Regions from separate parts of the Mus musculus genome. Here region 2 is linked to region 1. The links are chromatin loops, found by intact Hi-C in ENCODE. Cell type or tissue: left cerebral cortex. All regions are shown on one strand. Each heading gives the region's core, and the rest is flanking DNA. Links, peaks and the distances in the headings are about the cores only.

Region 1 (15,884 bases), core at 5,234-13,233:
GAAAATGGTTATTAATTAGCTCTATTCTTAACATGACACAGCCAGACCCCCAATAATTGAGAGTGAGTACTATCAATGTATTTAATCAGCTTAACACAATGACTAGGTGCTTATCCCTAATCTATTTTTATACACTTGACTGGTTAATTCCCAGCTGCGCTCCCCAAGTTACTTGCTGTTTGAGTCTCCCTGGGCTGCCTTCCTGCTCCATCAGCTGGTCCTCAGGATGCTCTTCTCATGGCTCATCTCCATTTACAGCAGCCTCCTCCTCTCTTCCTTTTTCTCCTCCCTCTTCTCTCTCATGGTCCTTGCCTGCAGCCTCCAGCCTGTTAAGGAAATCACCACCTACCTTCATTCTCCCTAGTAATCGGCTGTGGCCATTTTTATTTAACCACTCAGAGAAGATTGGCGAGCAAAGTTTATACAACATTATTTGGTGTACGAGAGAATTTGCTCATTGAGATGGCACCCAGATCTTGGGGACTGGTGTTTAGCATTTGAGTATGTTAGCAGCACCAGGCCAACTCTCTATACTAGCATTTTCTATTTGGCAAGAGACAAAATTTGTATCATAGCTAGGGTCTCTAATTTGGTCTGATTGGTTAGTGTGGGAAGCCACATGTGTCGTTGCAGGGTGGCGCAGGCTACTGCTGGACACCACGCATAAGTTTGGGCAAACAACCAATGTGTACATATGCAGTAAAGTTTTTTGCCAAGACACTGCCTGACCCAGGCATGATAATGAGGTTTTGAGAGTATAACCAATCAGATGTGAGACACGCAAATGAGGTATGTTAATGATGTTCGGTGAGGTACTGAGAGAGAATAACCAATCAGATGAGGAACATGCAAATGAGGCTTAGTGCATAACCAATCTGGATGTGAGACACGCCTCTCCTATGCCTATATAAGCAGCACCAGTTCTGGGCTCGGGGTCTCTTTGCCTCTGCAATCAAGCTCTCCCAATAAACGTGTGCAGCAGGATCCTGTTGCAGCGTAGTTCTTGCTGGTGAGTCGGAAGCGCGCAAGAGGTTAGCATAGAAAGAATACATTTTTCTTAAAGTCCTCTTCTTTGCTCTTTGTATAGAGTAGGCCAAGTACCTTAACATATTGTAGAACTATTTTAGCTAATGAATCTAGCTGTTGATAGACCTTGCTCTATTTGGTTTCAACAGGTACCTTTTTTTTTTTTTTTTTTTTTTTTTTTTAACAATGAGAGAGCCCGGTATGCCAATACATATAGTCATTTTGTTCCCCTTGCGAAGAAGTTGCCTTTAGATCTGACATTCTAGCCTCCGTTGAGGATAAGGGGCAATGCATTCTCTTAACTACTTCCTGCTGAAGTTAGAACGCCATCATCAGGGCCCAGGAAGGCTGACTCATTAGGCAAAGCCCAGAAAGGGGGTAGGGCAAAGAGGTTTTCATCCGAAGCATCAGGCTCACTGTCCCAGCCAAAGACAACAGGGAACAATCACATCAGATGGAATGGCTCACATTCCTTATCAGCAAGTGAAGTGCTTTCCAGTTTTGTAGGGCTAAGATGTAGCTCACCCTTGGGTCAGTTGGTAGTTCATAGCTGATTTCTGGATGCTGTTTATCAGCTGAGCGGAACTCCACAGGCACAGATATAGACTAGGGATAGAAAAGAAAGTTAAGGAACTTGGATCTTACATTTGGAGATTTTCCTTTTGGCATAGGCATCAGGCAGAAATATTTATCTGGTCTCCAATTGCTCTGTGACCGGTGGAAGCAAGTTGGGGATTCCCTGAAGCATATATGAATCTTTAACTAAAAAAAGATAAAAGTTTTAGTAACATTAGCATTACCATTGTTTGCAATTCATACTGAAATCCACATTGTAGAAAGAGCAGCTAACAGGTTGTCTGTGGTAGACTTGTGGCTTTGAGTCATAACAAAAGTTTTCGTTTGGGGTTAAAAAGTGTGAACATTTTTTCTATGCCCAGAGGACTGGATATAGATAGGACAGAAATGTTTTCTTAAATGATGAGAAATACCTTCAAATCTATATTTAGAAGACAATCCAAGGTAATTAAAGTCTTGAGCTTGTGACTGATAACAGTGGTCAGTGCTTTGCCACATTATCAGAACTCCATTGATCAATGCTAAAACTCTGAGCCTTTGAAACCGTAGTGTGACCACAGCAGAGAGTAACACATTTGTATCTTAAATCATTGTTAGAACTTCATAATTCATTTAAGTTTTCCTATCCTCAGAACTTTATGTAACTTGCATTACTTTAGAAGAGTTTTCTTAGACCCTCAGAATTTACATAAATTTAAAACCGTTTTTATTCCAACCATTTCCCAGGGTACACAGGTGGTTGGTTACTGCAAGGTCCTTTAAATAGAGGAATGGTAAAGAGTTTCATCGGAAACCTGTCTATCCTTTTCCGTGAAGCCTGTTAGTCAGGCCAACCTCTCTGTTGAATTTGCCTTTCTCATCAGGAGACCCAATGGCTCTAGAAAGGCTAGATTCTTATATTCTAGAAATGCAGACACCAGGCAGCTGTTGTTCCGTGAAGAACACTTAGCTGCCAACAGCATCAGAGATCTAAGAAGATCTAAAATTACTAGAAATTAAGAAGGATAAACTATAGTGGGGAGTATAATCCTAACGGCCTCTATATCAATAAAATGACAGAGACTTACTGTTACCTGTATGTCCCCAACTATCTTCTTTAGAGACCTTAGGATTGTGGCTAGGATCTGGCATTTCTATCTATTATATGAAGCTTTGCCCATTAAACATTTTAAATGTTGTATTCAGCAGATCTCTGAGAGGTTTTGAGTGCAGTCTACTAAGTATACCAGATTTTAAATAAACTTTACTTGTTTTTAGTTATTTGCTTTAGGCTTAACCCTGAAAACATACCTGGAAGTCTAGATAAGGCTTATTCCTATAAGTAAGTCATGCATCCTGCATGACTACAGTTCTCTACAAATTGAAGAAGTTTGTCGTTTATAATGTGACTGACTACCAAACTTAATGTGTTAATTTTCTTTTGTATAGCAAGTTCATGATTTTTTTTATAAGATTAGGACTCAAACTTAATCCTAAATTGATTAGCATTTTCGTTTCAACAGTATCCCGTAGAAACACCAAACTTGTAGTGCATGGTCTACACTGGGTGTGCTGTAGGCCCAGTAGAATTTAACTGGAAATGCAGTAGCCATTGATACTTCAGCTACATCCAGCAGTAAGAGCCAGTCTTTAGCGATGCATAGCTTGCTACCTATAGCCAGCACACCAGCACTCCACACAGGGATTATCTGGGCTTTCATCCTCTCTTATAGTCCTGCAGACCCAGCAACAAGTTGGTGTCTGTCACCAAAGTCAGCGTCTTCGTTTCGAGGCAAGACAGGCTTTAAGATGCTGTCTTTGTGCTAGAGCTTCCCGAGAGAGCAGAATTTAATGGGATTCTTTTAGGCTTACTTCTCTATGTAAAGTGTAAACTAGGATTGGCAAACTTACTAGAAGACCTTTTGCTTATTTCAAATGACACAGCATCTCTGGTTTGAGAAATGCAGATGCAATGAATGTGAGGACATTTAAGAAGAAACGTTTAAATCGTCATTTGTCCTCTCTGCTGCTTTCGGTTTGGTCTGTTATATGCCATCTTCCTTCTGGTTGGCTTCAGAGCCTCATTTAGCCGTGTTCATCAGGTTCCGTAGCTTAGGAGCCTGCTTCTAGGAGGACTTTCTCAGATAGCCATTGGCTCTTTTCCTGATGAAAACTGCACACATGTTTGTTGATATCTGAGGCTACCTAGAAATCATTTCATGTAACATTCCAGCAAAGTCTTCTGGAAAAAGTCCCCCTCTTTTTTCCCCATAAAAATAATAACAAGAATAACAAGGAAGTAACGCAGCGGGTGGAGGGAGAATCTTGCTAGGCACAGTGACAGACTTCAGTTGGATTTGTGTGTTTCACCATGTATCTTTGTGCCTATGGCTGTGGCCTAAGTCTTTAGGTCTTTCTTAAATCTTTTATTTAGAATAATAAAGATTTTTGCCATCTTCATCTGTCTAAAACCCTGTCCAGATCCTATCTCATGATATTAAACCTCTGCTGGTCCTTCTAAATTATATTTTAATCAGAAGACTCAACTAGAGAAGCTGGTCCCTGCTGTCAGGGTGGCACCAAAATCTGATCAAAGAGATGAGAGGCACCATGTCAGGAGGTGGCCTGGGATCTCATTCATTTGCTCTCTCCCCCTCCCCCACCCCTCCCCCTCCTTCCCCCTCCCTTCCCCTCCCCCTCTCCCCCTCCCTCCCCCTCGTCACCTCCCTCCTCCTCCCTCCTCCTCCTCTCCTCCTCCTTCCCCCTCTCCCTCTCCCTTCCTCCCCACCCCCTTCTCCCCTCTCTCCCTGAGACAGGGTTTCTCTGTGTAGCCCTAGCTGTCCTGGAATTCACTCTGTAAAACAGGCTAGCCTTGAACTCAGGGATCTGCCTGCCTCTGCCTCTGAGTGCCACCAAATTGAAAGCATGCTTCAGCTCCTTGGAACATCTGCAAGATGCACACTGCCTCTGGAGGCAACATTGCCATCTACAGCCCAGAGTGAAGGTCCAGCCTCAGAATTTGGGTTGGGGTCTTGTTGAGGCTCCCAATTGCTAATCCCCCAAACAAGACTAAAACACAATACTCAAATTCTTTGGGCAAGTTAAGCAAGCTTTATTTTCTATTAGATAAAGTTAGCTCCCTAAAGTAGGGTTTGAGGAAATAGCATTGAACATAGGAAAAAGTAGGAGCCTTTTACACCCCCTAGCCCTCCCTCCCCAAAATACTAGAAAGACTAGAGGGTTTTCAAGGGTTGGAGGATTTCCAGAAATTTTGGTTACATAGGAACTTAGCTGAAAACCTCAAAATTATTTGGCAGAACACCTTATCAGGGTGGAGGTCAGGGTACAGGGTGTGGAACATGTCAAATTCCAGAAGATGGGTCAAGACCTGGTTAAATCCAAGTTTTACAGAAGACAGAAATGAAATTATTTTGACCTTGTAACAAGATGGCTCTTAATGTTCAGCTGGAATCGGGCTGGTCCATCAGAGTGTCTTAGTTAAGCATACAGAGGATGTAGTGAAGCCCACAGAGAGTGTGCACTTTACGTGTGCCCCATCTGAGGGCTCCAGGCAGCTTGGTGGGCATCAGGGTTACTGGCTGAGATGTGTGTACTTGAAAACAAGGAGTGCAGAGGAGGAGAAAGATGGCTCCAATCCAGGTGATGAAAAAGCCACACACAGGGTGAAGTGACCTTTCACACTGATTGTCCTTCACACCAAGGTTTGTATATTTGACTTCACACACTGTATTTGAGGTGTTTTTTTTCATTCCATGTCCACATTTAAATGTTGTTTTCTCTGTCTTATAAATATTGACATAGAAACTTGACACCCACACAGACTCTACAGTGGTTTTGCAGGAAAGACCATTTGCACCTCCCTATTTGGGAGAACTACATGATTTTCCAATCATGATTATTAGGACTCTTCACAATTCAAAGATGTGAAGGCAGGGCTCAGGATACAGCTTAGTGATTGAACTCCTTTCTAATTAATGTGTGCATGGCCTTGGGTTGGGTTCCTCAGACCCACAGAGTCAGAAAGAAGAGAAGAAGGGAAGAGAGTCAGAGAAAACAGATGGGAAGGAAGGGGAAGAGAACGGAGACTAGGACAAGACAGAGAAAGAGACAGTGTGCATCATTTATGTATACCTTTATGAATCTGGTATCTCTCTGTGTTTATAAATATATATTATACCCAGCACTTTTAACAAAACAGACAAGTACCCTGGCACTGAACCACCTCTCCAGCCCTACATCTAACGACTCCAGGGAGCTTGCTGGGTATCAGTGTTTCTCTGGCTGAGATGTGAGGTCTTTCTGAGTGCTATTGCTAGTGAAATTAAAAATATGGTGTCCCTCTAGCGTGCACTGTCTCAGGAAGGCTTGTGAAGGCTCTGCGGGTTTAGTCTTCCCGACATTGAAGTTGAAAACGGTTTGTCCTTTTTCCTCAATGAGAACAAGTACACCATTTTATTATGGAGGGGACACGCCGAGGTCAGAAGAGGACCTCGGGGAGTCTGTTCTATCCTTCCACGAGGTGAGTTTCTGGGATCAAAGTCAGGAGTAGTGGCAGGTACCTTTATGTGCTGCGACATCTTGCCTGGCCCCAGATTGTTAGTGAATGTTTGGTCTCAAACCTGGGACGAGGGACTGAGATGCATATTTTGTATATCAAAGCAGACTTGGCCTCCAGGCTCTTCCAAGATCCCTCAGTCCCTACCTGGCATACCTAGCCCTGAACTTCCCCGCTCAGTGGCTGGGCCCACCTTCCCTCAGAGGCTCTTCCCTGAATAATCCAGGCATTCTGGGCTTCTCCAGCTCTCTTTTCCTTCTCTCCCTGTCTCTCCCCCACCCCCAATCCCCCACCATGGTGACTTTAGTGGCCTCGGCCCTTGGGGTCAGTGAACTTGCCTGAGAGCAAGTTCTCACTAAACCTGCCTTTAATATATTGTAATCTGGCTTGCATTATCTCATTTCACTGGCAGAGAAATAGCCTATCAGTGAAGAGGGGTGGGGTGGGGGTGCGATGAATGCGAGGGGAGAGGCTAACTGTGGACTTGGTTCTCTCCATCCACCTTGTTATTGATCTCTGGACTAAACTTGGGTGGTCAGGCCTGCCCTCTATAAGCCACCTCAGCCCCTCTCTATGAATTTGGAAGCCATGTCTGTTTAGCTTGGGCTAGTGGTCTCCTCCCAGCGATGTGCACTGTGGGGCCTGTCTTTGTTTATGCTGCTCATCCTGTAGCTGTTTCAGCATCTCCTTCCGTGCCAAAGTTTTCAATTTGAATCCAGTCAAATATGTGACTTTGTAAAAAACCACGTATGGTTTATGCCTTTGCTAGCTTGTAAGAAATCTTCTACCCTGAAATCATATAAACTTTAAAAGAAAATCATCTATCTATCTATCTATCTATCTATCTATCTATCTATCTATCTTCTTCTTTTTTTCTTCTTCTTCTTCTTCTTCTTCTTCTTCTTCTTCTTCTTCTTCTTCTTCTTCTTCTCCTTCTCCTTCTCCTTCTCCTTCTCCTTCTCCTTCTCCTTCTCCTTCTCCTTCTCCTTCTCCTTCTCCTTCTCCTTCTCCTTCTCCTTCTCCTTCTCCTTCTCCTTCTCCTTCTCCTTCTTGTTTTGGTGGTTTTTGGTTTTTGGTTTTTGGTTTTTGGTTTTTGGTTTTTCGTTTTTGGTTTTTCGTTTTTGGTTTTTGGTTTTTGGTTTACAAGACAGGGTTTCTCTGTATAGTCTTGGCTGTCCTGCAACTCACTCTGTAGACCAGGCTGTCCTTGAACTCAGAAATCCACCTGCCTCTGCCTCCCAAGTGCTGGGATTAAAGGCATGCGCCACCACTGCTCAGCCTATCTATCTATCTTGACTGGTTCTCACTATGTAGCCCTGGCTATCCTGGATCTCTATGTAGATCAGGCTGGCCTTAAACTCACAGAGGTCCACCTGCATCTGCCTCCTAGGTGCTGGCATTAAAGGTATGTGTCACTATGCCCAGCTCATATAAATGCTTATTTTTTTTTCCAAAAGTTTTATTGTTCATCTCTTTATATTTAGCTCCTGCTCCATCTGGAATGTATTTCTGTGTAAAACATAAGGCAGGAATCTAATTTTATTTTATTTTTTCCCCAATATGGGAGAGTGGCTGCGTCAGCCTTTCCCCTGACTGGGAATGTCTGCTCAGTCAAAGCCCACACCTCCCACACAGCTCTAAGTGCCTCAGTCTGTTCTTAGCTCGGTAGCCTCAGCCAGTTTTCCATTCCAAATACAGCGGTAAACGTGAACAGTTTGGGAGTGAGTTTTGGCTTCTGGCAGGGTAAGGCCATCTCATCTCTCCATAGCCTGTTCTCCCAAGTCATCTTTAGCTATGGTTTTGTTAAGAACCTCTGATGTTTTGAGACAAGGTCTAGCTATGCAGCCCTGGTTGACCTGGGTAAAGCAGAGCCGGGCTTGAACTCACTGTGATCTTTCCTCTCAAGTGCTGGGATGAAAGGCACACATTGCCACTCCAGCCTTTGGTGTTGTTTTTCTTTTGTTGTTATTGCCATGGAATTACACAAAGGAATATCTCACTGAGGTGACCTGAGATGCCCCTGAGGCATAAAGGAGAGGTTAGCTATCACCTGGGGTTCCCTGAGCAAGAGGCAGGGAGAATGAAGACCGACCCTCAGGAACAGCTCACACACAAACACATGTTGGAACCTCTGGGAGCTCAAAAGGTTAAGAAGTGTCTCTCCTCTGGGATGGCCAATACAAGGTCTAGAATCACCAAGGTGGCAAGCCCCTGTCCAGGCCTGTGAGCGACAATCTAGCTTAGGTTAATGGAAGTGGGAAGACTCACCCTGAAGGTAGGCAAACCGTAACCTAGGTTTGGGTCCTGGACTCCAAGAGGGGGGAACCTGTATGCATGTGCCACCTAGACACACACACACACACACACACACACACACACACACACACAGACACACACAAACAAGGAGAGAGGAAGTTGAGCACCAGCCATCACCACTGCCTGCTTACTGACTGAGATGTAACATGGCGAGCTGCCTCCGGCTCCTGCTGCCAGGACTTCCCAACTGTTGTGGAATGTACCCTCTGACTGTAAGTTCAACTCACCCTTTGCTGATGTAAGTTCTTTTTTCTCATGGTATTTTATCACAGCAACAGGAAATGAGACGCCTCTTTTCTCCTCAGACACCCCTGGCACAGGGTGCTGGCTTGCTGCAGAGGCCTGAGCTAAGAAGAGGTGAGAAGACGCTCTGGAGAGGCCTCGGAGCCTTCAGTGGTAGCGGATGTCTAGAACCGGCTCAGTCTCGCCTCCAACGTCTCAGCAGTGTAAGCTGCACTGTTGTCCTCTGTTGCATCCTGAGGCCTCTGTCGCTCGGGTCCCACTCCCCTAGTGTATCCCTATATCTAAGCCTTGATTTCCACTGTCCCTTCAGATGTCTCCCCCAGCACATACACAAAGAGATCCGTGAGGGAGCAGGAACCAGAAGTGCAGTGGCAAAAATCAACATCATCGGCAATTTACCGTTTATTACCTGTGAGACCAAGTCTCCCCGTGCCTCAGTATATCTCCATCTGTAAAATGGAGGAATGCATGTAAATAGGAGCGTTTAGGCTCTTCATCCATATAGAGGCAAAGGGACACATTATAAGTATTCCCAACTACATCCTACAATCAATCTCTCTTGTCCTCAAGCTTGAGTGTAGGTCCTGGGAGTCCTAAGTATCTATTGATACTGACCCAGCGAATACTGCTTAGTCAGCACCAGGAGCTCCAGTCTGAAAAACCCTTTTGGGTTTTGACAGCTCATGAGAAGCCCAACCTTCAGGATGAGCCATAGCCAAGAAGAGCAATTCAAGGAATGTACAATAGAAAGCAGGCTTCCAGGAGACGGTGTTGACTGAAGCATGGCCCAAGAGCACGGCTGCAGTTAGGAGGCACGAAGGACCACAGGTCAACTGAAATCAGGAGCAGAGACCAATAACCCAGGAGCGAGATGGAGTTGGGTGTGAGGCTGGAGGTGGTAAGCATCCTGTCTCCCCCAGGCAAATCTGCATCATAGGAGGAGGGCATGGGCAGGCAGGGTGAGGCAGAGTGCTCAGGAACAGGGCCACACTCACAGCATCCCTTCCTTCTCTGTAGCTGCATCTCCCTGCTCCCCGGGGGTCTGCCTCATAGGGACCCCATCCCCCCCAAGGGTCTGCCTCATAGGGGTGAGCAGTCCGCGTCCAGGAACAGCATCTTCAGTGCTAGGACCCTGGAAGGAGCGTGTGGTCTTAGGTGGTACAGGTAGACACAGTTTGCAGAGTGAATGCTAGTCCTCTAGAAGGCCGGGGAGCCCAGGTGTTCTGACAGAGATGTGTGGCTGGCTATGGTAAGGAAGTTCCCACTTTTGACATGGTTGGAAATACCTCAGAAGATCACCGCCTACATCTTAGTATTCATCCTAGCAAGGTCACCAGAGTTCCCTGAGCAGGATGGTTTTAGAAACAAGGGTCAGGCTGGTGTGGGAGGGATTGGGGGTTGGGCAGAATGTCATAGTTCTGCCTAAAGTTCCTGAGGAACTTGTGCAACCGGCTTCGATTTCATGAACCAGGGGGGAAGGAAGTGGTGGTCACACAAGGAAGGGAGGTTAAGGTCACTCAGAGGCGCCGACCCATCTCTCTTCCACACAGAATGTGTTAGCAGCATTGGTCCTAGGCCTCCAGAAGGGTGAGAACAGGGCTCCAGAGTCCTTCTGGATGGCACTTTCAGTCACCTTCCTTGAAGAAAGTGTGTCCTCTGTCATCTGAGGCCATCTTAACTCTGTGTAGGAAGTTGCCCCTCCACAGGGACAGTAGCGTTGTACCTACATGCTCACTGCCCTGGGAGCTCAGCCCTCAGTTGCTGGTCTTCACCTCTTGGGTAATCTGGCTTGGAAGAGCCGAGTCTGTTTCTAGAGATGCTGGCATATTCCACAGTCAGAAGTGGGTCAGGAGAGGGCTTCGGGTAGGGCTGGGTGTTGCTGTAGATGGAGTCCTGAGGGTTTACACGGTTTAGGTGGATGAGAGAGGCATAGCAGATGGTCCCAGTGTCCTCACTGGAGTGGGTCTGCTGATTGAAGCTCTGAAAATCAAAGAAAAAAATGTTTGTTGAAAGAATAGCTCGAGTGGTTAGTGGCCTGTGTGGAGCCAGGACTGGGTGGAGGGACACAGACAGAGTTTATGATGTTGAACATGGGCTGAAGAGATTGCTGGGTGGCTGAACACAGTGGCTACTCTTCCAGAGGACCTGGGTTTAGTTCCCGGCACCCATATGGGAGTGTCTGTTAACTCTAGTTCCAGGAGGGTTGACTCCCGTTTCTACACTGCAGACACTTGGTGTTCATACATACATGTGGGCAAAACACTCAGACAGACAAAATAAATAAATATTTTCTTTAAAAAGAGATGGGATGTGACGTTGGGCTGGTAGAGCCTCTGGGAAGATGGCTGGGAACGTTGCCTCCCTGTCACTGAGCTGAGAAGCACTGGCCTCCCTCCTAGGTTCCAGTTTTAAACTGCAGTCAAGCCTTGCTCTAGGTCCCTGAAAACAAAGGCCCTGTGGGCGGGGACTAAGGAACCACTGATTTGCATATTTTTCAATGATAGGATGGAATGCAGGGTCTTGCTTGTACTTACACAAGGCAAAGACTCCCACTGAGCTACAGCCCTGGCCTTGTGTTTTTGAGACTGGGGTCTCCTTATGTTGCCCAGGCTGGCTTGAAATTGGAGTGCACCATGACTCAGCCTCATAAGGCTTGGGGTTACCAGCATTTCCTGTGAACACACCCTCCCACACTCGCTCCTGGATACACACTCACACGCACTCTGAGGTGGACATGGAATGAGGCTGTGTGTTGAGAGTCCAGGTGTTTTGCTGCTCCAATTTTGCTGCTTCTATTACTCTTCAAGAATTGTTTTAGCGAGTTCTTTAAGGGAACCATATGCACGTTTAAACTTGACTAGGGCTGAGTTAGACAGGGACTTGCTGGGTACGCATTTCATGGTGATTCTAGTGTTATACAGACAGCTGGGTTGGATGACCTTGGAGCCTCCTAATTCTGTGGATCTCACACCTGTAGGTGAGATAGAATTACCCAAGCCACCTAGTTCTCAGGAGGACTTAGAGAACCATGGCTCATCAAGCGTTTTCCAGCACTGATTGGACCAATGGCAGCTGCTCTGTAGTCTGACTGGGCACCTAAGACACAGGAAAAGCTGTTTCCCATTGAGGTGATAGCCAACAGCTCTACCAATCTCTCTCTCTCTTTCTCTGATCTCTCTCTGTCTCTGTCTGCGTCCTCTCTCTCTCTCTCTCTCTCTCTCTCTCTCTCTCTCTCTCTCTCTCTCTCGGGTTTGGGAAACACAAGGAGAAGAAATGCATAAAAAGGAAGCACAGAAGCGGGTCATGAGTACATGAGCAGTCATGAGTGCATCTCACCACTTGAGTAAAGAGAAACCGAGTGCAGTGCAGGTCAAAGTTCACAAGCACAGATGTACACCAGAAAGCCAGGGTTCCCTAAGTCCTGGGGGAAGAGTCATTTTTACTTACAGTGGTCTCCTCCTTCTGGTCTGAAAAGTCTTCATAGATAGGGTGACATTGGTTCTGAACTGTGAGGAAACCAGCCAGGTTAGTGGAAGGACCTCCCATGTACCAACTTACCCACTTCCCATGGCAACCACAGGCTGGAAGAGAGGCCAGCGCCTGGCCGAAGGATAGGTTCTGCCTAGGGAGCCTCCAAGTACCCAGCACTGAGTAGTGTCCAGGGACTCTAAGAAGCCAGATAGCCTGGCTGCCCGTGATTAATCTGTACATTCCCGCTCACCTCCCTGATCAGTTTCCGGGCACTCCCTGTAGATTCCAGATTTAAACATCAGATTTAACTATAATCTGTTCACCAGTGTGGTTATAGGTAGTAAGAGGTTGGATTTCAGGTTTCTTGTGTCCAGAGCCCTCAGTGTAAAGTGTGGCATTTCCTGTGAACATACCTCCCACCCTCGCTCCTGGACACACACTCACACATACTCCGAGATGAACACGGAATGCAAACGTGTGTTCAAATTTTCTCCTTTCTAAGGATTTTTTTTTTTTTGAGCTTAAAAAGAATGATGTTCACAAGCTCCAGGAGTATTCTGATCCGCTCACACATTTAGTCTTGTTGTCCATAGAACTATCTGGCAAGAGCAGTTACAAGCTACCTACTTGGCAAAAATATAGGGTATGACCTATTGACCTACTAATCTTACCCACGCTCCTCGTGTTGTACACTGTGCCCTTTGAGCCATTTTTACATATTTACATATTTGCTACTTTGTATTTTCTGACCTATATACTTCTCTGCACTTCCTTCATATTGAGAAAAACAAAATTTAAAGATGATAGCAACATGCATTTCAATATCATTTAACCAGACAGTCCTTTATATAAACTTATTAACAAGTTGCTAATTGTAAAGTTGAAAAAAGTGGGGACTGGAGAGATGGATCAGTAGTTATGAGAGTGTATTGTTCTTCAAGATAACCCATGTTATCTCAGCACTCACGAGGAGGTGGCTCACAACTCTCCTGTAACTCTGGCTCCAGGGGATCTGATAAGCATCAGGCACACACATGGTGCCCAGAAATGTGTGCAAGCCAAACCTCCATACTCACAAAATAAAAGAATAAAAAATTAAGATGAAAAATGTATATGAGCCAAAATCCTAGCACACCTTGTCGTAACCAAATGGATGGGTTGTTGAGGTGCCCTAGGTAAGCCGACCTGAAAGCTGAGTAGGGCCGGTATGTCATCGTCCCCATGTTACCCACAGCCCCTGACCCCTGGCCTGCCACCTTGTAATGGGCAAGGAAGCCACTTAGACACCTTGCCTTTCAGATCAGTTTCCTTGTCGTCAAAACCAAGCAGGACGGGCTCACCGTTCAGGGCCTTTCTTCGAGCTTTCCTCAGGTACAGGATCACAAGGATGACGAATGTGAGCAGTAGCAGAACAGCCACGACCACCCCAGCAACGATGGCCTTCCACATCGGGCTATCTGGAAAGCTTCTGAACAAGGGTTAGCCAGGTAAGGAGTTTCAGAGCCCAGCACACCTCCTGCCAAAAAACCTTCCCCGGGCTTGCAGTCCCCACAGGTTCTCCCCCAACCCGGCCTCTTCTGAGGTCTCCTGCTCAGCAGGGCAAGGGACCACTCTCATATGCAGCCTCCTAAGTCCTTCAGTCTCCAGAATAGGGTAATGTTGATAATGTCACAAGCCATTGTTCCTTTTCCTGTTTCCATTGTTCCTGTCACTTAGCTCCTCTTGGGTCTCTGAACTTGCTAGCTCCAGCCTCTTTCTTTCACGGGGGGGCCCCTGTTCCCATCCTGTAGCTTTACCTCAGCCCTTCTCTGTGAGACAGTCAGCTCCCAGGAGCACTAGGGGACCTGACACACAGCTCTGCCAGCTAAGTGCACTTCAATATGTCCTACTTGGGGTCTAAAGAAACACCTGGAGGTAGACAAGACCTTCCACATCTGGTTGTCTCGGAGCAGCCTCTAGGGAAGGTATCTGAATGGCAAGGCCATAGAGAAAAAGGAAGTGTTCTCAGGGACATCTCCGCTCAACTCGTTTCCGGTTTAATCTATTTAGGCAAGGAGTGGTCTGCAGGAGCCTAGGGCCCACCATCTTCTCAGAAGCTGGGTTTGGAGAGAAGCAGGTGGCAGAGGCCAATGGCCCAGGGCTTGGAAACCCATCAGCCGGTAGGGTAAGATTCCAGGCCATGAAACCAAGAACAGCAGCTAGTGCCCTTTCTCCAGACTCAACACAGTTTCCTGGCAAGAGCCCTGCTCACACTGAAGGACAAGACAGGGCTGTAAGAATGGCAGAGGTAAAGACAGCAATGTAGTCACATGGGGGGATCCTTGCCACCCGCACCCCAGTCCACCCTCACTGTACTCCAGGAGACAGTGGTACTGAAGAGAGGATAGCTGTGTCCTTCAAAGTACATCTAGTAGTGTCTGGTGGCATTTTTAATGACCACAAGTGTGTTCAGAAAGACACTTGTGCCATTGGCCATTGGCCATTCAAGGCCAAGGACACTGCTAACTATCTTAAGAGGTACAGAACAGCCTCCTGTGACAAGGAATTAGGCAGCTGCAAATAGCAAGAGCCTAGGCTAGAGGCACAGGCCCATCACCCCAGATACAGGAAGCTGAAGCAGGAGGACCAAAAGTTCAAGGTCAGCTTGTGTGGTAGAGTGAATTAAAGGCCAGCTTGGGTGGACTTAAATGAGATCTCAGTCTCAAAATCAATAGCGGAAAGCTGAGAGTCAAAACTCCTGCCCCGAAAATGTGAGGTCTCAGGTTCAACCTGCATCATAGAAGATAAGTAGAAGATAGATAGATAGATAGATAGATAGATAGATAGATAGATAGATAGATAGATAGATAGATGATAGAGAGAGATGGATGGATGGTTAGATAGTTAGATAGATAGATAGATAGATAGATAGATAGATAGATAGATAGATAGATGGATGGATGGATGGATGGATGGATGGATGGATGGATAGATAGATAGATAGATAGATAGATAGATAGATAGATAGATAGATAGATAGGTAGATAGATAGATACAAATATGGAAATATCATTGTAATTTCATTTCACAGATGAGAAAACTGAGCCTATATAAAATGGTCAGAAGTGACTATCTGACTCCGTCCATCCTGTGAGAGTTGGTATCTATCAGAGTGACAGTTACTTGGAGAACTATAGTTAGGAGAATGGGAGGAAGCCCAAGATGGGGGACAGGCCAGGGAGCCTGCAGTACCTGTTAGTGACGGGGCTGTGGGTAGAGGCCAGGGTTGTTGTCCTCCAGGTGGTTGTGGATGAAGCTGTAAGAGACCACAGTGAGTTCAGCATCTGTCTTCTCACCTCCCCAACCCCCCACCCTCCAGCCCTGGAAGAGAAGGAACCCTGGGGCCAGCAAACAAGGACTCAGAATAGCACCATCTACTCTCCCTGCACAGAAAACCAATGCTGTGTTGTGAATGGGGCAGGAGTTACTGTAAGTGACATCTTCTGTTTCCTGTGTTCTTTCATCTCATGATTTTTAGTATTTTCAGTTCTGTGTATGTGGCAGGGGTGATATGTGCAGGTGAGTGCAGTCACCATGGAGACTAGATGTCCTGGAGCTGGAGTTACCAGCTTTAGTGAGCTACCAGATGAGGATCCTAGGAACCAAACACCGGTACTCTGTCAGAGCAGCATGCACCCTTAACCACTGAGCCATCTGA
Region 2 (15,884 bases), core at 3,642-11,641, 51 kb before region 1:
CTACATCTTCTAATAGTGCCACTCCCTGGGTCAAGCATATACATAGCATCACACACCTCCATTTTTACATGGATACTGGAGCTCTAAACTCACGTCCTCATTGCTGTCACCGGCATCTTACCAACTGAACCATCACCCTAGCCTAAACGTTTTTTAAAATATCATTTCCTCATTGACAGGAATGGCTTAAAATGATACATGGGGTTCAAATCGGGAAGATTGGGAGACATCTCTGGGTTTGAAAGACTATAGATGGCCCCATGAGGAGTAGATTTGAAGCTCTTATGCGGAAAGGAAAGGTGGGTGTTAGCAGAGTAGGGTGTGACCATCCTGTGTTTCACAGCAGAAGCTGGGCACACTGCCTCTTGACACTCTTGCATGGAGGCCACAACCAACAGTCACAAATTTACCTGCATGGCTACTATGGTGCAGGAGTCAGGCTGGGATGAGCAGTTCCTGGGCTTTTCTCAGAAACATCAAGTGCTAGGCAGAACAATGCCAAGTTCCTGTTTTTAGCATGAGTTTCCAATAAACTAGACCTAACTGGACACCATTTCTCATGTGTCTGCATAGGGTTTCTTGTTCACAGCTCACAGACAGGTTTTCGTGTGTGTGTGTGTGTGTGTGTGTGTGTGTGTGTGTTCAAAAGAGCATTTGGAGAGGGCCTTGGCTATACATGGTAGAAAGCCTGTTGGAAGGAAATTGTTTGAAAAACAAAAGTCTAAGCCTTCAATTTTACCAATGAAGACTCAGGAGCCAGATGATGGGGTGAAAACCTGCTAGCTCGAAGAGGCAGAGAAAACACCCTGCTGACTTTCCTAAGGAAAAGCTCTCTCTCTTCCACGCTGTCTCGAATAGCCTTCAATGTAAAGATCTCCCTTTCTGTTTACTTTTGTTCACTTACTGGCTGCCTGGTGGCTTCTTCCTCTTGACCTAGGGTTGACTTTATCTAGCCCTTGGATTAAAGCTCTGGCCCATAGCACAGATTTTTGTTTACAGTAAACAGAAAGCTCTAGAATCAAGGGCTGAGCCACCACAATTAAAACCAGTTCACAATCTCCCTGTTCACAATGAGGTCAAATATCCTGAGACAGGGAATGGGGAAAGATACTCATTCTGACTATATGTATGTCAAATAACCATGTCAAAAAACATATCCGTCTATACAGAAAAGGAAAGCATTACCAGAGTAAAGAAACAGCCTACAAGATACGGGGGGGGGGGGGGGGGGGAAGCCTAACAAACAAAAACAAAAAAACAACCTTTGTCTAGTATCTTAGGGGTTCTGTTGCTGTGATAACACATCCTGTGCAAACATCAAGTTGGAGTGTCTTAGGGCTTCTGTTGCTAGGTACAGACACACCATGACCATGGCAACTCTTATAAAGGAAAATATTTAATTGGGGCTGGCTTACAGTACAGTACAGGTTTAGTTCATTAGTATCATGGCAAGAAATGGCAGTGTGCAGGCAGAAATAGTGCTGGGGAATTAGCTGAGAGCTCTACAATGTGATCTGTATGCATCAGGGAGAGAACTGGCTTGAACTTCTGAGACCTCAAAGCCCATCCCCACAGTGACACACTTCTTTCAGCAAGGCCACACCTACTAATAGTGCCATTAGGCCTATGAGGAATATTTTTACTCAAACCACCACATGCCACTCCTGGCCCCCTAAGCTTGTATCTGTATCATAATGTAAAATACATTCAGTTCAACTTCAAAAGTCCCCGTAGTCTACAACAATCTTAAACTTATTTAAAAGTCCAGAGTTCAAAGTCTCTTCTAAGGTCTATTCAGTCTCTTAACTGTAACCCCCTGTAAAATCAAAATCAAAAAGCAGATCACACACTTCCAAAGTATCATGGCACAGGATATACATCACCATACCAAAGGCAGGAAAAGGAGCGCGGTGAGGAAATACTGGACCATAGCAAGACAGAAAACTAAGAGGACTGTGTTAGCCAGAGCCACGTTGACCCCATGACAAGATGCAAACTGCCAGTGTGGGAAACTAAGCCTATGTTTCTGTTTCCCAGAACTGAGAAGTCCAAAACAAGTCAATTCCAAGACAAACCACCCCTTACAAGCAGCCAGTTAGGAGCTGTCAGGAGCTGCCCCATCAGCTAGCCTGAGTTACTCAGCAAAAGTCCCCAAAATCCCCCAGAGCGTTAACCAATCACAAAGGCACTCACACCCCTGGAGATAGGCCCAACAAATCAAATGAAAGTAAAAGTCACCCACTCCTACCTTAAAGGCTTGAAATTGACCCTGTGCGGTGGTTTGAATAGTGCCCAGGGAGTGACACTATTTGAAGGTGTGGCCTTGTTGGAGGAAGTGTGTCACTATGGATGTGGGCTTTAAGACCCTCAACCTAGCTGCCTGGAAGCCAGTCATCTCCTGTTTGCCTTTGGAACAAGAGGTAGAACTCTCAGCTCCTTCTCTAGTACCATGTCTGCGTGGATGCCATTCTTCTTGCCTTGATGATATTATAAGAGTTGCCTTGGTCTGTTCACAGCAGTAAAACCCCAAGACATCCTGCAAAGCTCTGTCTTCCATCCTGATGTATGGTAGACCCCTGCATGCTGGATTGCTGCAGAATAAACACTCTTTGCTGTTTCGTACTATTTGAGTCTGGGGTATCATTCTTCAGCAAATCAAGGTCCTTTTAAGAAGCAATAGTTAGGCAAACTCCAAACTCTGCATTTCCCACTCTAATGTCAAAGCACTCTTCAGATCTCTAACTCCTTTTAGCTTTGTTGACTACAACACATTTCTTTCTCTTGGGCTGGCTCCACTCCCTGTTAGCAGCTCTCTTTGGCAGGTATCCCACAAATCTGACATCTCCAACATCTTCAGGTCCCCAAGGCAATCCAGGCTTTACCCTCACAGCTTCACATAATGGCCTCTCTATGCCTCCATGTAGGGACACCCCTGACAAATTCCTGACCTCAGAAGCTTCCCTTAGTGATGGAAGCAGAGTCCATAACCCCTTTCTTCTATCCTTGACTCTAAAACCAGAGCCACTTAGCCAAAAGCTGCCAGTTTCTGCAGTTTGCTGAGGCTAGAACATGGCCCCCCTTGTTCATTTACATCTTCACCAGATCTATTCTCAATGGATTCCTTCACTACCTAAGCTTGGGTATCCTGGAACTTGTTCTGTAGACCAGGCTGGCCCTGAACTCAGAAATCTACTTGTCTCTGTCTACTGAGTACTGGAATTAAAGGTGTGTACTACCATGCCAATACCTAAGCTTTTCCTTCATTCATTTTCACAAAATAAAAGCTTAGCTGGGTCGAGTTTCATCCTGAGATCACCGCTGTGCTTATGCCATCTAACATCGGGCTTTTGCTTAATCTTTTAATCTCCTTAGACAGAGAATTTAGCTCCATTGCACCTCCTGGTACCCTTTTTCCTCCTTGAACTGCACATTTCATATTTTTCCATGCTAGGCTTGGTCTATTTCATAAAGACACTCTTCATAAGGGTGGACATTAGTTATCACACCACAGCATCTATACTAGACTATTTCGAGATTTCCTTTGCCAATAGACTTAATCTAAAATTCTTAACTTTGGCTTCAGGCAGGTTTTTCAGACAAGGGTAAAGAGCAGTCAGATTCTTTGCCAAAATATTATAAGAACTGTTCCTAGGGCACATATTAACATTCTTCTCCACTAAAACCTCTTGACCCAGGCCCCCACCCAGCCCCCACCCAGCCCCCACCGTTCAAATCATCCGCAGCAACCACTGTCTTCCATGTTTCAACTAAGATGGCCATTAAGCCTCACTTAAAGAATCCAATTAATTTTCTAATCTAAAGCCCCAAAGTCTACATTCCTCCAAACAAAAGCATGGTCAGGCCTATCACAGAAATACCCGAGTACTTGGTACCAACTTCTGTTTCAGTTGGGGTTTTTATTGCTGTGAAGACCACAGCATCTCTCTCTCTCTCTCTCTCTCTCTCTCTCTCTCTCTCTTTTTTTTTAGTAACATTTTTTATTAGGTATTTTCCTCATTTACATTTCCAATGCTATCCCAAAAGTCCCCCATACCCACCCCCACAATCCCCTACCCACCCACTCCCCCTTTTTGGCCCTGGCGTTCCCCTGTACTGGGGCATATAAAGTTTGCAAGTCCAATGGGCCTCTCTTTGCAGTGATGGCCGACTAGGCCATCTTTTGATACATATGCAGCTAGAGACAAGAACTCTGGGGTACTGTTTAGTTCATATTGTTGTTCCACCTATAGGGTTGCAGTTCCCTTTAGCTCCTTGGGTACTTTCTCTAGCTCCTCCATTGGGGGCCATGTGACCCATCCAATAGCTGACTGTGATCATCCACTTCTGTGTTTGCTAGGCCCCGACCACAGCATCTCTTATAAAGGAAATATTTAATTGGGGCTGGCTAACAGTTGAAAGGTTTAGTCCATTATCATCATAGCAAGAAACATGGCAGTGTGCAGGCAGACATAGTGCTGGAGAAGGATCTGAGAGTTCTCTATCTTGATCCACACATAGCAGAAAGAGAAGTAGCCTGAGCTGAGATTTCAAAGCCTAACTCCCACAGAGACACACTTCCTCAAGCAAGACCACACCTCCTCAACAAGGACACATCTCCTAGTAATGCCACACCCTAGAGGTATAGTGAGGCCATTTTAACTCAAAATACCACAGGCAGAAAAGAATTCATTTGATTTATACTTCCATTTTGCTGTTTAGTATTGAAGGAAGTCAGACAGGAACTCAAACAGGGTAGGATCCTGGAGGTAGGTGCTGATGCAAAAGCCATGGAAGGGTGCTGCTTACGGGCTTGCTTGGCATTTCCTCCACTGAGACTCCTTCCTCCCTAATGACTTTAGCTTGTGTCAAGAACTGTTCACAAAACCAGCCAGCACATCCAAAATATATCAGACAAGATTCATATCCAGGAGACTAGGGAGATAGTTTAGCAAGTAAGAGCATTGCTGTGAACAAAGGGACCCATGTTCAGATCCCTAGAACTTACTTAGAAGCTAGGCAAGGATGAAAAAAATATGTATACAAGATGTAAAAAAGCTGTAATAATTAAACACCAAACTCTAAAGCATCCAATCAGTATATGGATTAATAACAGGATCATTTGATAGGGATAATTATAGCTTTCATCAGACTCTCCTAGAGTCTGTGCTTGTAAAAAGTATTGGAACCACTGACTTAGGAAAATGAAGGAAAACAGGTGGTTATAATTCTAATGTTCATTATAAAAAGCATGCTGGTTCCAGAAACTGATCGTGGCTCTGGGGACACATGTAGCACGTTAGGATAACCACATAGATGTTAGATGGTGGATAAAAATGAGCAGATGGTGGATAAAAATGAGCAAGATATGATACTAAAAGCCAACTTAGCATCCAGAGTAAGCTAAGGAAGGCAGCAAGGTGTGGCATTAATGGGGACCAAAAGCTGGTGTCTTTGGGCTATTTAATTCTCTCTTATTCTTATTCAGAATAGCTTTTGCTATTCTGAGGCCAAAATCTGAAGGCTTCTGGCAATTAACTCCTGCTGGGAGGAGCATGGGATTAAGAAAAGAAATGTAGTTACTTAGACTCTATACTCTTTAACTCAGAGGCTGCTTGTCTGACCAGGCAAGAGGCTCAGAGATTGTTGACTCTTTCTGAGCTACAGAGAAAGAGAGAGAGAGAGAGAGAGAGAGAGAGAGAGAGAAGGAAAGGAAGGGAAAGGAAGGGAAAGGAAGGGAAAGGAAGGGAAAGGAAGGGAAAGGAAGGGAAAGGAAGGGAAAGGAAAAGAAAGGAAAGGAAAGGAAAGGAAAGGAAAGGAAAGGAAAGGAAAGGAAAGGAAAGGAAAGGAAAGGAAAGGAAGGGGAAGGGGAAGAAGGGGAAGGGGAAGAAGGGGAAGAAGAGAAAGGGGAAGGGGAAGAAGGGGAAGGGGAAGAAGGGGAAGAGGAAGAAGGGGAAGGGGAAGGAAAGTAAAGGAAAGTAAAAGAAAGGGAAAGAAAGGGAAAGAAAGGGAAAGGAAAGGAAAGGAAAGGAAAGGAAAGGAAAGGAAAGGAAAGGAAAGGAAAGGAAAGGAAAGGGAAAAGGGAAAAGGGAAAAGGGAAAAAAGGGAAAAGGGAAAAGGGAAAAGGGAAAAGGGAAAAGGGAAAAGGGAAAAGGGAAAAGGGAAAAGGGAAAGGGAAAGGAAAGGAAGTCAGATACACACAGAGACACACATACACTGAATGAAGCAGAAAAGGGTTACATTGCTACTTTATTGTTGTTCTTAGTTTTTATACCTTTTAGACAAAAAAAAAATTACCCATAGCAGGTAGAACCGTTACAGCAGGATAATTGATTACATGGTTTTCTAGTCACTTTTACATTCCATAAGTTCATAGTAAGTATAAGGCAATAGTTCATGTCATAGGTTGATAAAGTTTAAGGAGTTACAGCAGAATTGTGTACTTGTCTTTCCATTAAGACTAGCACCTAACTAAACATTCCTTATCTGTTTACTAACTCCACAAGTTCATTATAAGTTCAAAGCAATAGTTTTTATATCACAAGTTAGCAAGGTTTTGTGACGAGAAAAATTATCTGCCTTGTGTCCTATTATTTTGAAGTATTGTATAGCTAATTTAGTCAATAATTTATTTTCTGTCCTTACACCTACAATAAATTGTCTATTCCCATTTTGTGACCTTTAGTTACCAGATAGTGGCCCCATTCCTAACCTAGAAGAAATATTCTTCTTGATCATATACTTGTTTCAAGTCTGCTTTCTTTTCCTAGTGCGTTTAGCCCAGGAACATGAAGGTTTACAGGGCTGTATTTGTAGCTTTTATTCTACAGAGATTACTTGTATCAATTCAGGAATTCTAGACAATCATTATCAGGAATTATGAATTCATCAATTCATCTAAACAGCATTATTACATGAAAGTACATCTTCATATTGATTCTCCCAAAAAGGTGGACTGATGCCCAGGAATCATTAGGCTATGTAATAGTAGTAGCAGGACAGGCATATCAGCAGTGAGAAGCAATCCTGGGACAAAGTCTCTGGGATCTATGCCTCTCCGAGAGCACCCATGGCAGTCATGCAAAACAGTGGGCTATCTCCAGAAAACTCACTCGCTTGTTATAGCCTTTTCTACATGGTTCTTGGTATATGTATATATATTCTATATATATAGTCACAGTGACAAATTATATATTATATATAAGCTATACTATATATATATATATATATATATATATATATATATATATAATTTTTCACTGTGTCCTCCAAGCTTGGACCATGGTAGCAATAGAGTGGGAAGGGGTGCCATTCTGTCTAGTTATTTCTAGCACAATTCATTTGTGATTCTGTTCTGGAATGTGAGATGTTCAAGAGTCAAGGGATAATCCCAAGATCTACTTCCTGAGTCTCAAGACAGATGAAAATTATTCTGAGATGCAGAAAAAACAGATTTTGGGGAAGACTGAGAGGCATGTGCCTGGAGATGCCTGTGAGGCAGCCAGACAGAGCTGTGGAGGAGGCATCTGAGTGTGTGGGTCTGACATCAGTGAATCGATGTTCCTGAAAGCTATGGTATGGAGGGAGGGCATGTCCTAGTTTGCTTTCTGTTGCTGTGAGAAACACCATGACCAAAACAACCTGGGGAGGAAAGCATCTATTTTACTGATCACAGCCCAACATGGAGAGAAGCCAAGGTAGGAATCTGAAGGCAGAAACTAATATAATAGTTTTTCTCCATGGATAAAACAAGCCAATTCAAGCCAAATTAAAAATATAAAAGCAGGTTTATTGGGGGCAGTTCTTGAGCAGGTTCACTGGTCTCAGAGAACAAGGTCAGGGAAATTGCCTTACAGACAGGAAGACAAGAGAGATGGGAGCAGAGAGAAAAAGAGAGTGCACATGCACAGAGAGGAGAAATGGAGAGACAGAGACAGAGACAGAGAGAGAGACAGAGAGAGAGAGAGAGAGAGAGAGAGAGAGAGAGAGATAGAGAGATCTGGGGTCCTTTCATCTGCAGCACACTTTTGGCACACCTGGTGCCAATAGGTGGTAACGTAAGCAATAGGTTCCCGAAAGCATGCCAGTGGAAATGCCTCTGTACTAACAGGGTTAGGGTTAGGAGTCCCGGGTTTGAAACCTAAAAAAGACCATGGAGGACCGTTGCTTACTGGCTTGCTTCCTCTGGATTGCTTTCTTTACAGTTAATTTTCCTAGGAATGTAGCCACCCCCAGTGGGCTGGGCCCTTCTACATAAAATAGGAATCAGGAAAATGCCTCACTGACATGGCCACAGGCCAATCTGATGGAGGAGTCCCTCTTTCCATCTATGTCCATATTTGGATCAGGTTGAGGAAAACCACCCAGCACAGGATATTAATGGAATGAGTATAGAAAAAAAAAGTTAAAAGGTTGGTTTAGCAAAAGAACCCAAGAATAACTTGTAAGCCAAGAGGAAAACAAGAGGACATGGTGATCTAGATACACAAAGAAAGCAGTGTTGGTAAAAGAGAGCCTTTAGAGGTGGGGACTAGGAAGATGGCTCTAAAGTGCTTTCCACCCAAGTATGGGGACCTGAGTTTAAGCCTCAGAACCCACAGGTATGGCCACATGCACTTCTAATCCCAGGTCTGGGAAGGAAGAGGCAGACAGTGAGGTCTACCTTTGGCTTCCTGGCCAGCTAGCCTCTTGCACGCCCCGGACTGGCCAGCAGTAAAGACGCTGCAACAGGATCCTTCTGCACACGTTTATTGGGAGAGCTTGATTGCAGAGGCAAAGAGACCCCGAGCCCAGAACTGGTGCTGCTTATATAGGCCTAGGAGAAGCGTGTCTCACACCTGGATTGGTTATGCACTAAGCCTCATTTGCATATTCCTCATCTGATTGGCTACTCTCTCTCTCTCTGTACCTCACAGAGCCTCATTATCATACCTCATTTGCATGTCTCACATCTGATTGGTTATACTCTCAAAGCCTCATTATCATGCCTGGGCCAGGCAGTGTCTTTGCAAAAAACTTTACTGCATATGTACACATTGGTTGGGTTGTTTGTCCAAACTTATGCGTGGTGGCTAGCAGTAGTCAGTACCACTCTGCAACGGCACATGTGGCTTCCCACACTAGCCTAGCTAAAAAAGCACATGTTTGGTAGAGACCCTGATGTAAAAGTTAAGATGGAGGGTACTCAAGGAAGTACTCTTGAGGTTGACATGTATATATGCACAGAAAGAGGTGATCCATTCATGTGTTAGATATGTATGTGGTTGAAATAATGATCTAGGAAGCAGATTAGATGGGAAGGGCTCTAAAGAGCAAGTCTTGGGGGTCTTTCATTAGAAAAAAGCAAAGAAGAGGCAGAGGCGCTGGTCTGTGTTATTGAAGAGAAAAACCTTGGGTTGAGATGTAGAAGGAGCAGCACAGAGAGAAAGGAATTCATCTAAAAGTCAAGCAGTGGGAATAAGGTTAGAAGCATGGAGGAGCAGTGCAGGCAGGCAGATTGATGGACAGAGTGCCCAGACACTATCAGAGGTGCTGACACAAGAACAAAGCCACATGGAAACACTGAATGAATGCATAGTGGGATTGTTAGGTGTTCTTCAGGTTGCTGGTGCCTCTGTAGAATTCCAGCAATCCTCTCAGAACACAGAGAGAAGTGGCCGCTCTGTGCACAGCTGTTCATTAAGAAGAATTCTTCAGAAAGGGACTGCTGACCATGGCCATGGTCATTCAAGCCTTAGGCTACACCAGATCCTACCTTGGCTATCTCAGTGTCTCCATCAGATGGGAGAAAGGAGGCTTAGATGTGATGGGTTTGGGGCTATCTGAGAGTTCAAGCCCATAGCTACTATTGGTGTATTTTCTTACACTATTTTATTGGATTCTTATATCTACCTCCCATCCAACCCTCATTCCACCCTAATCCCTTCCAACCCCCTAACACTTGATAAAAGAGAAGGAAGGTTAAAAGGGAAAGGGGATGTAGACCTTTTTAGGCTACTTCCTGCTGATTATGGGTATTGAGTTTCCTTGAGGCAAATCCAATCTTCTTCGTTAGGATATTTCCAATTTCTCATCAAACCACAGTAACAGCAACCAGGAGCAGTTGGGGGACCTCTTGGGAGGATCAGAAGAGGAAACAGGGAGGGGGGAGGAGCTGGCTTTTAAGGTGGGTGTTGATAACATCCAAGCTCAAGTCCCCATTCTTACCCAGCAGGCGTCTTTACCCATAGAGCCATCTCTCCTGGAAGATTATTTTATTTTTAAGTTAATATAAAGTAGCCAGTTTCCTTATGGCATTTTCTCACATACTTAGTTTGGTTGACATTGCCTCATGCTCCTTTCTTCCCCATCTTCCTGCACTACCCTCCTCCCCACACCCCCACCCCCACCAATGACTATTTGTATGCTTCTGACTCTGGTATGCTCACCAAGAAGCAGTATCTTACAGTCGGGGGATGTGGAGTGAAAACAACAACTGGAGCTGATTTGGAACTTGTGAATATGGTCTTTTGTGCCCTGACCTTTGCCATGTGCTTGCGGGAAAGTAGGAAAATGGCAGGCCTTCAGATATCTTACACTCCCCCAGGCATTTTCCCACATGCTACGCCTGGAGACAGTTCTGATTCCGGTCACAGATGTTCTCTGTATAAATAGAACTGTGAAGTGATCTTTAAGATGCAGGATTGCTTTGAAAGTATACGCTCCCCCTCATCTCCTCCACTGGCTTCCTAGCTCCCTAACTGTTCAGCAGTTTTTCTTTGTCCATTCGAGGGAGAGTCGATGGACCGACATCCCCCAAGGTCATGGTGCCCTTGGCCTGACCTGCTTCACTACTAACTGAGATCTGCTGCTTAATAAGGAAGATACATCTTAACAAACAAAAATCTTGTTTCGTTTTGTATTTTGGAGAGAGAGAACGAACATGAAGTTGGGTGGGTAGGGAGGTGGAAAGGATCTGGCAGGAGATGAGAGAGGGAAAAATGTGATCAAAATATATTGTGTGAAAAAAATTAATAAAAAATAAAAAGGATAAAACTTGTGTAGGTCTCTGCTGTATTCCTAAGGAATCCAGACCTCAGATGGACCCCAACATTTGGACCACAGGTCATCATGGGCGTGTCCCTAAGCCATAGCCTGTGCCCTGTCTTTTAAGGTTTGAGGAGCAAATGCCACTTGCAGGTGTCTCCCTTCTAGGTCTTCTTTGTTCCTCTTTTCCATGTGTCCTCACCCCAATTCCTACCTTGACAACATAACTTGTCCCAGCTGCCTTCTCTGCCCACGGGATTATTGTATGGCCCTTTGATGACTATCTGCATTTCATTTAACACTGAGCTTTAATGTTTTAATCTCTCAGGATGCGGGGGTAGGGGGTGGGGGGTGGGCAGAAAGATAGCTCAGTGGTTAAGAGCTCTCGCTGCACTTCCAGGGGTCCTGGATTCAATTCCCAGCACCCACATGACAGCTCACCACTGTCTGTAACTCCACTTTCAGGACTTCTGACACTTCCACACAGATACACATGCAGGCATAAATGCCAGTGCACATAAAGATAATAAATAAATAATCTCTCAAAGGAACATGGGTAAGGGTTCCCACTTCTCCCTAGCTACATGTTAATGTCTCATCCTGGCTTTGTGGGAAAGGGTGGAAATTTAGGGGCACACAGAACTCATTTAAGTTATTGTATGCCCCTCCAGAAGCTATTCAATATCTTGAATAACTTTTGTCTGGAGGAATATGGAACAGTTTGGGACTTTGCACTAGAAAAGTGATTGGACACTTTGAGTGAGGCTTAAGGGTCCATCCTAGTAGGAACATAGAAGACAGTGCTGAGGGTAATTCAAACTTTGTGGGGCCAGGCTCAAGAGATTTCAGAAAAGAAGAATATTAGTAAATGGCCTGGAGATTATTCTTGTGATATTTTGTTGAAGAATGTAGCTTTTGCCCTTGTCCAAAAACCCTGCCTGAGGCTAAATGGAAGAGTTTTGGATTAACAGCTTTGTCAAGGGAGACTTCAAAACAGTAGAGTATTAACTGTGTTGTGTTGTTCTTGCCAGTCTTGTGCAGATTTGCAATGAAAATGAGCAAGCTGAGCAAGGAAAAAATATAAAATAAACAGATTGAGGAGAAAAGGGCACCAGGAAGTATAATAGGTCTAAGTCTTGTGTAGAGAGAATTTTTTGCTTCTTTAAAAAACACAGAAATATTATTAGAATAAGTTTTTGTTGTAATCCTAGGTGTGGGATATGGGGCTGCTTCAGATTGTCCACAGCAGCTGACTATGATTTGCCTTGTACTCTAACTAGGATGTGGATTTGCCAGCTGCAGACAGTTTCTGCAATTGAGTGACATCTGGAATTCTGGGGACTTTTCAGAGGATATATAAATGCTGGGGTCCTTAGAGGTAGATGGGTTGTTGGTTGGTTGTCGTTGGTCAAAGTTTGTTAAGTAGTCATGCACAAAGAAAAAAAATAACAAGAAGAAATTAGATATCCTGCTAGCAAATATCTAACTTGCCCCAAGGAACTCGATGTCCCTAGTTGCCAGGACATAGTCTAACAGTAACGTTGCCCACTTTGCCCAATATCTTTTTTTTTTCTCTCCTATCCAGTGTTAGGAGGTTGAAAGAGTAGAATAAAAGAGGTGGAGGAGGGTGGAAGAAAGAAGAACCCACAATGTAGTAAATGTAGGCTAACAGATTAATGAAAAACTGATGCTAAATAGAACAAGGGGAGTGAGGGGCAGGTGAGATGGCTCAGTGGGTAAGAGCACCCGACTGCTCTTCCGAAAGTCCAGAGTTCAAATCCCAGCAACCACATGGTGGCTCACAATCATCCGTAACAAGATCTGACTCCCTCTTCTGGTGTTTCTGAAGACAGCTACAGTGTACTTACATAAAATAATAAATAAATCTTTAAAAAAAAAAAAAAGAACAAGGGGAGTGGTGTCCTCAGGACAAGACCTCACTCAGAGAAACTTACAAACTATAAAAAGAAATTAAAGAAAAGTTTAAGGCCAGGCATTTAGCTCATACCTTTAATCCTACCCAGCATTAAGGGGCAGACTCAAACAAATCTCTGAGTTCAAGGCCAACCTGGTCTACAGAGTGAATTCCAAGACAGTTAAGCTTAAACAGTGACGGAAACCACTGAAAATAGAAAGTTGGTTGTGATGGTTTGTATATGCTCTGCCCAGGGTGTGGCAATATTAGAAGGTGTGGCCCTGTTGGAGTAGGTGTGCCTTGGAGTAGGTATGTCACTGTGGGTGTGAGCTTTACAACCATCATCCTTGCTGCCTGGAAGCTGGTATTCTGCTAGCAGCCTTCAGATGAAGATGTAGAACTCTCAGCTCTTCCTGCACCATACCTGCCTGGACACTGCCTTGATGATAATGGACTGAACCTCTGAACCTGTAAGCCAGCTCCAATTAAATGTTGTTTTGGTAAGAGTTGCCTTGGTCATGGTATCTGTTCACAGCAGTAAAACCCTAACTAAGACACTGGTGGAAATGTATTTGAACGAAGGGGCTATATTGCAACCCCAGACAGCAACAGAACTTGGCTGCAGACATGTGGTTCTGGCTTTAGAATCAAGAATATGAGATAGGGGTTATGGAATCTCCCTCTACAACTAAGAAAAGCCACTGAGGCCAGGTGTATTTCATGGGAGAGGGTGTCCCTATATGGAGGCTTAAGAGGCCATTGCATGAAGCTGTAAAGGTGAAGCCGGGAGCCTCAGAGACCTCCAAGATGTTGGAGATGCCAGAGACATGGGATACCTGCCAAGGAAAGCTGCTAACAAGGAGTGGAACCAGCCCAAGAGAAAGAATGTGTTGCAGTTAACAAAGCTTAATGGAGTTGGAGCTCTGAAGAGCACTTTGACATCAGACATCAGATGCGGTTTGTAGGTTACCCAGCTGGTTTTCAGTCTGACTTTGTTACACATTTCCTTGTTACACTCCCTTTCCTCCTTTGGAATTCTGTGCCAATGTATGTTAGAATTATGTGATCTTTTTTAATTTTGATTTTACAGGGGTTATAAGTCTCTGAAGAGACTTTGGTCTTTTAAACATTATTGAGACTGTTATAAACTATGGGAATTTTGAAGTTGGACTAAATGCATGATATGGCTACAAGTTTATGGGGACCAGGGAGGGTAATATGGTTTGAATAAAAATGGCCCCCATAGGCTCACTGGGAGTGGAACTATTGGGAGGTGTGGCCTTGTTGAACTAGGTGTGGCCATGTTGGAAAAAGTATATCCCCGGGGGTGGGTTTTGAGGTTTTATGAAATGGAAGCCAGCTGCAGTTAAATGCTTTCTGTGATGGCTATCCCAAGTTGTCAACTTGACTATATCTAGAATGAACTACAATCCAGAAATGGAGGGCACACCTGTGATCCAGATCTTGAGGCTGAAAGACACAGGCTTTTGATTCAGATCTTGAGGCATAGTGGGTATGGAAAGCTTAGGCCCACGCAAGGTGCTACACATCTTTAATCCCAAGCAGATCTCTGAGTTCAAGTCTGAGTTCAAGGCCAGCTTTGAAGAGAGTAAGTTCCAAATCCAGGAATGGTGGTGCACACCTTTAATCTGGGCCAGACCTTCTGCTGGAGGCCTACATAAGGACATTAGAAGAAGGCAGGTGCCTTCTTCTTCACCTGCTTGCACTTACTTGCCAACACATCTGTTGGAACCTACTTCTTCAGGATTCCAGTTTATATAGAAGGGCAGCTGGAACACCTAGCCCCGTGGGATTGAGAAACTACTAGATTCTTACACTTCCCATTTACAGCTGCCCATTGCTAGTTGGACATCAGGCTGTAAATCATTCTAATATATTCCCTTAATATACAGAGACATTCCATAAGTTCTGTGACTCTAGAGAACTCTGACTAAAGAACTTTCCTTTATAAGAGTTGCTGTGGTCATGGTGTCTCTTCACAGCAACAAAACACTAATTAAGACAGATAGTAAATAGCACAGAGCTAAGAGTTGTAACCCTTTCCCTGTAGGTTCTCCAAGAACTCACAGTTGGAATGCAGTCAATACTAGGCTGTGGTGATTTGCCTTGTCATTTTCCAGGGTCATAGGGGTACAGGCATGCTCTGTGTCCAGTAGAAACTACTTGGTGGGACCAAAGATATGGAAGCTTAGAGACAGTTTAGCTGGGAAGCACAGAGACAGTTTAGCTGGGAAGCACAGCTATAGCGTGGTAGAGCTGGGACTCTACTCAGATTGACCACTAGGCTCCACAGGCATTCATAGGATCTAGCCTATGGTAAGCTCTCTTGGACCCAGCATTCACACTCTCTGTAAATGAGCATGATGAGAACTTCAAGGAGGGAGGGGGGTGTTTGTCCATAATTAAGATGTCTCATTTGCATGTCTCCTTGTATTGATCTCTTTGCTATGCCTTGCCATCCTCATCCCTATCTACCCAGCTCCATCCTGGCTTCCTTGCCTTCTCACCCAGGGTCCTAAGCTCCACATTCATCCCTTTATATTTTCAATTACTGACTAGCAGACAAGAGCAAGGGACCTGGAGCAAGACAGACTGGGTTCTGCTTTGAACTCTGTAACTCATTAGCTGTGTTTGTTGGTGTTTGTGAACGACCTACCAAGAGCAAGGCTGGTAAGAAGCTCTCTCACCCCCAGGGCTTGAAAATGCTAAGTCCCTTCTGAGAGGGGATGTGGCATCTGTTTCCACTCCTGTCTTCCTCCTGTTTCTTTGTGCTCTTCTCTCCTACTCGGCTTCTGTCCGGAGACTCTTTGAACTCATCAGTAATGCCCCACTCCTCAGCAACTCCCATACCCACCTGCCAGCCCATCAGATGCTGTGGCTAATCATCTGCTCATACGGTACAGAGCAGAAGAGCTTTCTAGACTCA

The links. Hi-C counts contacts between places; a loop is a spot of excess contacts. Peaks named below come from ENCODE experiments on the same cell type or tissue, not always from the same donor. Only the 100,000 strongest peaks of a DNase experiment are listed, where the experiment ranks them.
Region 2: a loop joins it to region 1, with 10 times the contacts of the local background. A loop is called at or near these places in 4 of 42 quality-filtered maps.

Annotation. Positions count from the first base shown.
Region 1 is chr17:48,318,749-48,334,632 of GRCm38, reverse strand. It overlaps B430306N03Rik (RIKEN cDNA B430306N03 gene), which reads right to left. Exons shown (of 6, transcript NM_177083.4): 3 at 15,419-15,482; 4 at 13,528-13,655; 5 at 12,164-12,222; 6 at 8,122-10,696. The coding sequence ends at 10,448. Among named protein-coding and RNA genes, the nearest start is that of B430306N03Rik, 11 kb to the right of the region's middle. In left cerebral cortex, for the core only: no CTCF peak of the experiment used is centred there; DNase peaks (open chromatin) are centred at 7,781, 8,690, 10,213 and 11,408; H3K27ac peaks cover 1,226 bases.
Region 2 is chr17:48,367,935-48,383,818 of GRCm38, reverse strand. No RefSeq gene overlaps it. Among named protein-coding and RNA genes, the nearest start is that of Treml1, 16 kb to the right of the region's middle. In left cerebral cortex, for the core only: no CTCF peak of the experiment used is centred there; DNase peaks (open chromatin) are centred at 7,505, 8,270, 10,192 and 10,637; H3K27ac peaks cover 2,682 bases.